Linked DNA regions of Homo sapiens: region 1 is linked to region 2. A link is an interaction called in ENCODE POLR2A ChIA-PET data of the cell type or tissue named here. Cell type or tissue: GM12878. All regions are shown on one strand.

The links. Peaks named below come from ENCODE experiments on the same cell type or tissue, not always from the same donor. Only the 100,000 strongest peaks of a DNase experiment are listed, where the experiment ranks them.
Region 1: POLR2A ChIA-PET joins it to region 2 with 5 read pairs; 6 of 35 experiments call an interaction of 5 or more read pairs at or near these places.

What each region holds. Positions count from the first base shown.
Region 1 is chr5:118,980,392-118,985,391 of GRCh38, forward strand. All of the region lies in intron 1 of DTWD2 (DTW motif tRNA-uridine aminocarboxypropyltransferase 2), which reads right to left. Among named protein-coding and RNA genes, the nearest start is that of DTWD2, 5.7 kb to the right of the region's middle. In GM12878, no CTCF peak of the experiment used is centred here; no DNase peak of the experiment used is centred here.
Region 2 is chr5:119,312,742-119,317,741 of GRCh38, forward strand. It overlaps a transcript of TNFAIP8 not described here. Among named protein-coding and RNA genes, the nearest start is that of TNFAIP8, 41 kb to the right of the region's middle. In GM12878, a CTCF peak has its summit at 3,099; a DNase peak (open chromatin) is centred at 2,970; H3K27ac peaks cover 3,316 bases.

The DNA of each region.
Region 1 (5,000 bases), 330 kb before region 2:
CCTTGAGTAATAAAGTCCTTTGTCTTTGGCCCAGGAATTTCATGTCTTTTGCCAGTGTCCATGAAACTGTGACAGGCTAACTTGTCCACTTGCAATTCGCCTACCAAAAGGACTTGAATAGACATTTTTCCAAAGAAGATATGCAAATGGCCAAAAAGCACATGAGAAGATGTTCAACATTATTAGTCAGCAAAATACAAATCAAAACCACAATGAAATATCACTTCATGCCTCCTAAGATGGGCATAATAAAATGGATAATAGTAAGTGTTGGCAGGAATGTGGAAAAAACAGAAAGCTCATACACTGCTGGTGGGAATGTAGGTGGTGCAGCTACTGTGGAAAATAGCTTGACAATTCCTCAAAAAGTTAAACATAAAACCATATGACCCAGCTATTCCACTCCTAGACAGTAATGGCAAAAACCACAATTACTTTTGCACCAACCTAAAATATATATTTAAAACAAAAACTGAGAGTAGGAACTAGAACAGATTATTTGTATACCAATGTTCATTGCATCATTATTGACAATAGCCAAAATGTAAAAACAACCCAAGCATTCATCAACAGATGAATGGATAATAGATCAACAAAATGTGGTTATACACATAAAATTCAGCCACAGAATTCAGTGAAATTTTCATTCATTTGCTACAACATGGATGGACCTTGAAAACATTATACTCGGTGAAATTAGCCAGACACAGATAGACAAATATATGATTCCACTTAAATCTAGAATAAGTAAATTCATAGAAACAAAAAGTAGAATAGAGGTTACCAGGGTCTCAGGGGAGGGAAAAATAGGAAATTACAGTGTAATGGACAGAGTTTATGTTGGGATGATGAAAAGGTTTGGGGTTTATACCATTTACATCGTGGTGATGGCTACACACATTATATATTTAATGTCACTAAACTGTACACTTAAATGATTAAAATGATAAATATTACGTTATGCAAATGTTACCACAATTTTTGAAAAAAGAATTAGACTGCCAAATAACTTGTCTACATAAACAGATCAGAGACATTTCTATCAGGTCAATTTCTCTACCCTTTGCAAGGTCAACAGGCTCAATACATACCTTTTCAACTAGGTTTCCAATAGTGAAAAATGAAAAACAAGCAAACAAACAATAAACTCAGCAGAAAAAAAAAATCCAACCCCTCCCTCTCTCTAAGAGATGGGGTCTTACTCTGTCACCCAGGCAAGAGCACAGTGGCACCTTCTTACCTTACTACAGCCTCGAACTCCTGGGCTCAAGTGATCCTCCCACCTCAGCCTCCCCGAATCTGCCTTTCTAACATAAAAGTGAAAAGCCAGCAATAGAAATGAGAATCTCATCACAGACAGACAAAGAATTCAGGAGATACAGGCTTGACTTTAAGAAATACAATAATTTAAAAATTGCTTACCTCAAAATAATTAAAAATACCCATGGCCAAAGGTAAAGGAAAAGAATCTTTAGATTAGAAGAAGGCAGAGAAACACCTCATGTAAATACTTACTACATGCAAGAAAAACAAATGCAGTCATACTGTTCATTATTATGTGGTGTAGCAATAATTCATTATTATGTGGTGTAGCAATAAAAATATGAAAGCTAAAGCAGCTCTGCCTCTTATTAGTCATCTGACCTAAAGAGTCTATAAAAGAGAATAACACTATTTAAATAGTAAGGTTGTCTCATGTATTAAACAAAAATGTAAAAGTACTTTGTAGCCAGTGAACTCTTTTTAAGTGATACCAAATTTTAGGCTAGACTATTTCTGAATATATTATCTGACTACATAAGCACTAATAGAAACTATGAATTATTAATTTTGGGAAAATGAACTCAAGGAATTAATGTGCTTTTACAGTCTTTGAAGAAAACTTCTACCTATCGGAGGGTAAAAATATAATTCCTATTTTTCCTAGGGAAAATAAATCAAACACTTAGAAAGCTCTAATGTGGTTTTTAAAACTGGCCATTCCTCTTTGAAGACTTAATTAAGGTTATGAAAAAATTCCCTCTTGACATATATCATTGCTTAACTTTGGACATACAATTAGCCTGCACAATGATTTGTAAATCAGTTAGCTTTCCACATATATTATGAATAAACTATTTCAAAGAATAAACATATTTTCTATACTAACAGGAAAGAACAAACTAATATAATAATTTTCTCTTGAGAATATATCTTTGATATATACAAAAATTAAACTTCAGAATACCCAAATTTTTACCCTAAAAGTTATCAATAATCTAGCTGATTTTAAATTTACCAAAATAGTTTGTTTTCTTTTTTTTTTTTTTTTTTTTGAGACGGAGTTTCGCTCTGTCGCCGAGGCTGGAGTGCAGTGGAGCAATCTTGGCTCACTGCAACCTCCGCCTCCCAAGTTCAAGCGATTCTCCTGCCTCAGCCTCCCAAGTAGCTGGGATTACAGGCACTCACCACCACGCCCGGCTAATTTTAGTATTTTTAGTAGAGACAGGGTTTCACCATGCTGGTCAGGCTGGTCTCGATCTCCTCTGACCTTGTGATCCATCCGCCTCAGCCTCCCAAAGTGCTGGGACTACAGGCATGAGCCACTGTGCCTGGCCCAAAATAGTTTATTTTCTAAGTGCTGATACTGATTCAACAGTTTCAGTTATTCTACATTAACTACCCTAGGAATTACCATTTTTCACTTTTCCCACCAAATTTGAAGACTGATTTACCAGTTGCTCAGTCAGACAACCACAATGATGTACAGGAGACCCAGAATCAAAACATAAATGCCTATAGGGGGCCAGCAGTTAACCACAAATGAGTTAAGCAGGAACGACTGGGAGCTACAGTGACCTGGAGAGATCATGCCCAATATACGGGCACAGCCAATAATACTGAGCTTAACCAACTGCTGCTCAGGAAGGTGGTCTCTGAAGCTGTCAGATCTTCCCACTGTCACAAAAGCCAGAAATCTGGATTTTTATATGAAACATCTTGATTTTGAACTATTAACAACTAATTTAAAAGCTGATAAAACACAGTTCAAAGCAAAACATCTGTAGAGTGCCAGTTTGTGGCTCGTGCATTCTTCTTAAACACCTGCACTCTTCCCTTCTCTCTCTCCTTTCCCCATTTTCTCTCTCTCTCTCTCTCTTATGATGTTCCTCCCATCACTTTTTCCTCCAGAATATCCAAGCCTAAAGAATAAGGAAAAGGTAATGATATGTGGAATTAAAAAGCCAGAGAAAATACCAAAACTCAGCATCCTGTTACTAACTTAAAAAGTCTGAAAATCTTGCAGACTTAGTGATGCCATTTCAACTGGTGATAATACCTACTGTGCAAACAAAATCTTAACGCTTCTTCAGCAAGGAGCCTGGAGTGAGATCAAGTACTTGCATGAGCTAGGGAACCAAGTGGACTGGAGCTAGAGACCCAATTCTGCTACCTGCCTGTTACCTGTATTTCCTCATCATTTAAAAGCAAACAGTAGCTGGGCGCGGTGGCTCTCACCTGTAATCCCAGTACCTTGGGAGGCTGAAGCAGGCGGCTCACCTGAGGTCAGGAGTTCGAGACCAGCCTGACCAACAGGGCAGAAAACCTGCTTCTACTAACAATACAAAACCTAGGCTGGGCGCAGTGGCTCACGCCTGTAATCCCAGCACTTTGGGAGGCCAAGGCAGGCGGATCACCTGAGGTTGGAAGCTCGAGACCAGCCTGACCAACATGGAGAAGCCCCATCTCTACTAAAAATACAAAATTAGTGAGGCGTGGTGGTGATGCATGCCTGTAATCCCAGCTACTCAGGAGGCTGAGGCAGGAGGATCGCTTGAACCTGGGTGGCAGAGGTTGCGGTCAGCCAAGATCATGCCATTGCACTGCAGCCTGGGCAACAAGAGCAAAAACTCCATCTCAAAAAAAAAAAAATACAAAACTTAGCCAGGCGTGGTGGCAGGCACCTGTAGTCCCAGCTACTCTGGAGGCTGAAGCAGGAGAATGGTTTGAACCTGGGAGGCAGAGGTTGCAGTGAGCTGAGATTGCGCCACTGCAATCCAGCCTGGGTGACAGAGCAAGACTCCGTTTCAAAAAAAAAAAAAAAGCAGCAATCTAAAAGTTTGTTACAAGAACTAAATAAAATATTATCATATATAAAATATCTAGGCCTAGTATGTGCCTGGCAGATGGCTGGTGTTTAGTAAATGGGTGTTAAATACATAGATATGGTGTATTATAATTCTTACAGCTTGTTACTTTTGAAAAGAAAACACTGGAGAGACAAAAACTTCCATCTCAGGGTCTATCTGATTCAGTTTGTGTGCATGCTCTCCCTGCTGTTTCTTCCCTTAAACAGGTTTTAAAACATGCTGTTTTTAGACATTATTCCATTATTCCTATGACCAATGATTTGCAAGTGGTTTATGACTCATCCTCAAATGCATAGCAGTAACTACAGAAGATATAAAAGTATAATTAAGATGCCTAAAATATTTCTGGAATGAGGCCCTAATTCTTCCCAGTCAAGCTTGTACCCTTTTATCACCATCCAGTTGCTTTTTTTATAAAATAAAAAAGTATAAATTATACAGCAAAAGTCATGTACAAAAGTCAAACTTGTCACCACCTTTCAAATATAAAAATATTACAGTGGCTGGCTTGTTGGGTTATAGAGCATTAGGCCCAAACTCCCTGACATAGTTTATTTTGCCCTTCCTGGGGCAACCACCACTAATCTCTGCAGCCTCGTCTCTCACCACTCCCTCCCTTCTCCCAAACTCCCCAAATACACTATATATTCTATACACTAAACTCTCGTACATACTGTTTCCTCAACCAGAGCTCACTTTTTCCTCCCTCAAGCCCTCTCCTCAGCCAGTCTCTTCCCTAATTAATCCTAAATATTAGAATCCAGATTAAATATTTCGTTATGTCCTTCAGTCTCAGCTTACATGTCACTTCCAAGATTTCCCAGATCTTTTCCTCATCTCCACCATACAAACTTAGGGTTAGGAGCACCT
Region 2 (5,000 bases):
ATACAAAAAAAAAAAAAAAAAAAAAAGAATATGAAGATCTACATTCAGAAGGAAAATGTTGGGTAACTACAGTGAAAGAATACCAAAGGGCAGAGGTTAGCTCTCAGATCATGCAGAATAGGCAAATGTGGTAATTAAAAGTTCTGTAGATTCTGAATAGAATGTACATTTTTAAAAGGGAAAATGAAGTTCACTAGGATAATCTGTACTTGGGAAAATAGGCTATCTAATAAAAACCGGGACAAATACTTGTTTTGATTATTATTATAATCCTTACTTGGCTTAATATTAAGAAGGGTTAAATTATATTAAAAGAACCTCAATGAAGATGGGGAAGAATTACACTGAGAAGATATTATATGCAGTGAAAATGGTTGACAGTGCTTCAGAAATTTCCAGAACAATTGGGTAAGAGTGGTCAGCTTCGTATTTGTCATTTTTGTTATAGATAATTAGTTCAAAGCCAAGAATCTATATTTGAGTTCAAGACTACTTAACAGCTCCAAAGAAAATTCTTCTGCTTATTTTAAAAGCCCACTTTTTGAAATCTGCCACAAGCTCAAAGGAGTTTTACAGAAACCTTAAAGGTACTTGGAAGTCTGAGGGCACTCAGCTTGTAATGAAACATGAGGCTTTGGGGGCCAGGGTGGAGGGAGAGAAGGAAGGGGAGTAGGTTTTGCTTTCACTTTCTTGAGACCACCATTGCCAGAGCTGCCAAACCCCCAAATCCAGAGATGTTATACTGTTCCTAAGGGTCTCATAATAGGCACGGGCTTTGACATTTTCTTTTATTTTAAAGATGCCCTACAACAGGGAAGATATGCATTTGCTAAAGTTTAGTACTTGCCAAAATATGATAGCCTCCTTTTTAACAAATGATGTTTATTAATAGAATTGTCAGTACCTTTAATAATTTCATGGAAGTACAAATTATGTGTGCTTATTTTAAATTCTGGGACTGGTATGTTGTGAAGCAGCCTTAAGATGGAATGCTTTTATTTGGTACATATAAACATAATGTGATCCTTGTGCTTAAGAAGTTTATACACTAGCTGGAGCAACAAGGCTCAAGCACATGAAACATTTTGCATCTCACTTAGCTTTTGAATTAAGTGCTAAAGTGTATGCTGCTGACCAATTCATTTATTCAGCAAATATTAAAGTGCTTATTATTCACTAGGCATTCATGTGTGGGTTTTGAGGTTAAAGGGACAAACAAAATTAAGTTAGTTTTCCTTGCTATAGACAGAGTAAATGCAACTAGCATAAAATCTAGTAGAGGCAGCATAATTACTGGTTAAGAATGACCTGTGTCATGACACATGCCTGGCATTACAATCCCAGCTACTTGGGTGGCTGAGGCAGGAGGATTACTTGAGCCCAGGAATTCGCATCTAGCCTAGGCAATATAGCGAGATGCTGTCTCTAAAAACAAACAAACAAACAAACAAACAAACAAACAAAAAAACCATGTCTGTCGTCTGTTTTGTTCATTTGTGAATCTCCAGCACATGGGACAGGGTCTGGCCAGTGGTAAGCACTCAGTATTAGTTGCTGACTGAATAAATGCTGATAGAAATAGTCCCTGTCCTCTTGGAACTTACAAACTAGTGGTAAGACCAGGTTTTCCCGGATATGTTCATATGTTCTGTGAAATGTTTCCTCTCTCTGTCATATACACATGCACACACACACAAAAACAGACAGATTCAAAGACATACACGGTGCCCTGTGGTCTTGTTGATGGAGTCTGGAACAAAATTTGTGTATCATGCATCCTCTCCATATCCACAAACTTTTCTTCTAACCTTGTCCAACCCAAATCAGTAAGAACTTGAAACACTCACAGGTGGTAGAGTTGAGTTCATATCACTGATTGGGATTTGTTTTTTTGTTTTTGAGAACCAGAGAGACAGTACTGTGTAGTGGTTAAAAGCATCAGCTTTGGAGCCAGAGAGAAATAGGTCCAGGTCCTGGCTTTGCCTTGGATAAATTTCTTAAGACTGCATAAGCCTCAATTACTTTATCTATAAAATGAGGACATTAATAGGACCTGCTTTTCAGTGCTGTCAGGAGTTAGTAAGATTAAAGCATGTATGGCGCATAGTAAAGTACTGTACTCATCCTAACCACTTACTACAAGTTACCAATTATTTATTTTTTTTCATTATTTTCTGTCACCTAGGCTGGAGTGCAGTGGCATGATTTCGGCTTACTGCAGCCTCCACCTCCCGGGTTCAAGCAGTTCTGCTGCTTCAGCCTCCCCAGTAGCTGGGATCACAGGCACTCACCACTACGCCCGGCTAATTTTTGTGTGTGTGTGGTTTTTTGTTTTGTTTTGTTTTGTGTTTTGTTTTTCGAGATGGAGTCTCTCTTTGTTGCCCAGGCTGGAGTGCAGTGGTGCGATCTCAGCTCACTACAAGCTCCGCCTCCGGGGTTCTCACCATTCTCCTGCTTCAGCCTCCTGAGTAGCTGGGACTACAGGTGCCCGCCACCAGGCCCAGCTTATTTTTTGTATTTTTAGTAGGGACAGGGTTTCACCATGTTGGCCAGGCTGGTCTTGAACCCCTGACCTCAAATGATCCACCTATCTTGGCCTCCCAAAGTGCTGGGATTACAGGTATTAGCCATCTCACCTGGCCATAAGTTACTGATAATTCTTATTCCTGAAATGGGAGAAGAATCCTTATTATGTGTGTATGCATGTGTGTGTCTCCTTACTTTTTTCTTATCAAAAAAACAACAGACAATGTGTGTTGGCATAACCAGTAGATTGGCACACATTTGATGAGAATACTGTAGCCACAGTCTAGCTCCCAGGGGAACAGTGCCTTTCAGGGGCAGTGCTGTGCCACTGTCTGCAGAAGTTGGAGTCAGGCCCAGTGTTGTTGAACACACTGAGGAAGCTGGCAGAAGACCCCGAGGTGTAATGGACAGGAGGGAAGCATGTGGGCTGTTCATGACCTTGGAGCTTTTTTACAGGAATCAAGCTTTGCTGTCAGCTCCTGACAGGTTCCTGGTAGTGTCGTCTATCTGAAGATGAACCCCACCTCCACCACCCACACACACAGAAGTCTTGATTGCAGTTCCTGTGTGGGTCCTCTGGGTGTCTTCACACACACAGATTTGTTTATTATTTTAAATGAACTTGGCATTTCTCTGAGGCTGGTTTAATGGTGCCCATTAAAGAGATGGCAGCTCCAGAGTTTCTTCATTGTAGAGCTGGCATTTTACCATGTGAGGAAGTAATTCTGTCTTCCTACCTGTGAGGCTTATTTTCTAAATCTCCAAAACTGGAGTGTTTTTAGTTGCAATGTTAAAGCTGAAATAAATTTTTATGCACTAGTTCCTGTTCACCTAAAAGGGTAAAGAACTTTGCAGATTAGAACTACAGTTGACCTTTTTCTAGTTCTTCCACTTTTTTTTTTTTTTTTTTGAGACAGGATCTTCCTGTGTCACCCAGGCTGAAGTGCAGTGGTGAGATCATAGCTCACTGCAGCCTCTAACTCCTGGGCTCAAGCGATCCTCCCACCTCAGTCTCCTGAGTAGCTGGAACCACAGGTATGTGTCACCATGCCCAGCTAAGTTTCATATTTTTTGTAAGAAACGGTTTCGCCATGTTGCCTAGGCTCTTTTCGAACCCCTGGGTTCAAGTGATCCTCGCATCTCGACCTCCCAAAGTGCTAGGATTACAGGCGTGAGCCGTCACACCTGGCCTTCTCCACTTCTTTCTATGTCCCCTAATCATGTTGATTCTGGTACCAAGATAAAGAAGACCCTAGTGTGGAGAGATACAATGCATTTTTGAGTTGGGTTAAATTGATTAAATGACTTACTTGATGGTATTGATAAACTCTAAGGCAGAGATTCTCACACTTGGCTGCACATTAGAATCTCTTTCAAAAATCCAGGTGCCTCAGGCCTACTCCAGACTAATTAAGTCAAAATCTCTGAGGGTGAGACTCAGGTATCAGTATTTTTAAAACCTCCTCAGATGCTTCCAACATGTAGCCAATTTAAGAACCAGTGCTCGAGAACATGGCTCTCAACTGGGGGCAGTTTTGCCCTGCCCGCAAGAGACATTTGGTAATATCCAAAGACAATTTTAGCAAACTGGGAGGGGTTTGCTGCTGGTATCTAGTGGGTAGAAGACAGAGATGCTTCAAAGCATCCCACAATGCACCCAAAAGCTCCCCATAACAATTATGTGGGCCAAAATATCAGTAGAACCAAGGCTGAGAAACAATGTTCTAGAAAAATCAGGCTGAAGAAATGCCAGAGCAATGTATATGCCTGTTGTGAGGAAATAATAGCATGTAGAACTTTACATTTTTAGCCACCCGGCAAGATAATAAAAAGGAAGTAGTTTTGCCTCTGCCCTTTGAGCCTCTTCTGCGTCTGCCATCATGGAGGCCTGTCCTTGTGGCTGGTGCACCTCCTGGTTCCGATTTCTTGGGTAGGACTTCTTCCTGTAGTCCATAAATTTATTGTACTTGAATGGCTTGGAAGAAGACCCAAGTTAAGAACATTAAACCAATAGAAATTAGCCAAAATAAATAATTTTTAAATATGCTTTTAAATTGTTTGGCCTGATATAAAGTTTTCTAAAATTACAGAATGAACCATTTGAAAGTGATTATATAAGAAATTATATAAGAAATCTGATTCTATGTGCTGTAGAGACTTTTTATTCTTTCTTCCTTTTGATTAGATAAGGGGAGGCTAAGAAAGGCATTTTTTAATTGTATCAAAATCAGTTTTCTTTAATTTTGAGATATTCAGGATGCTTTCATAGCAGGTTATATTGACCTATATTTATCATCAAATATTTACCTTATATGATAATAATAATAATAATTATTATTATTATTATTTGAGATGGAGTCTCACTCTCTTGCCCAGGCTGGAGTGCAGTGGCGCGATTTCGGCTCACTGCAACCTCCACCTCCCAGGTTCAAATGATTCTCCTGCGTCAGCCTCCCAAGTAGCTGGGATTATAG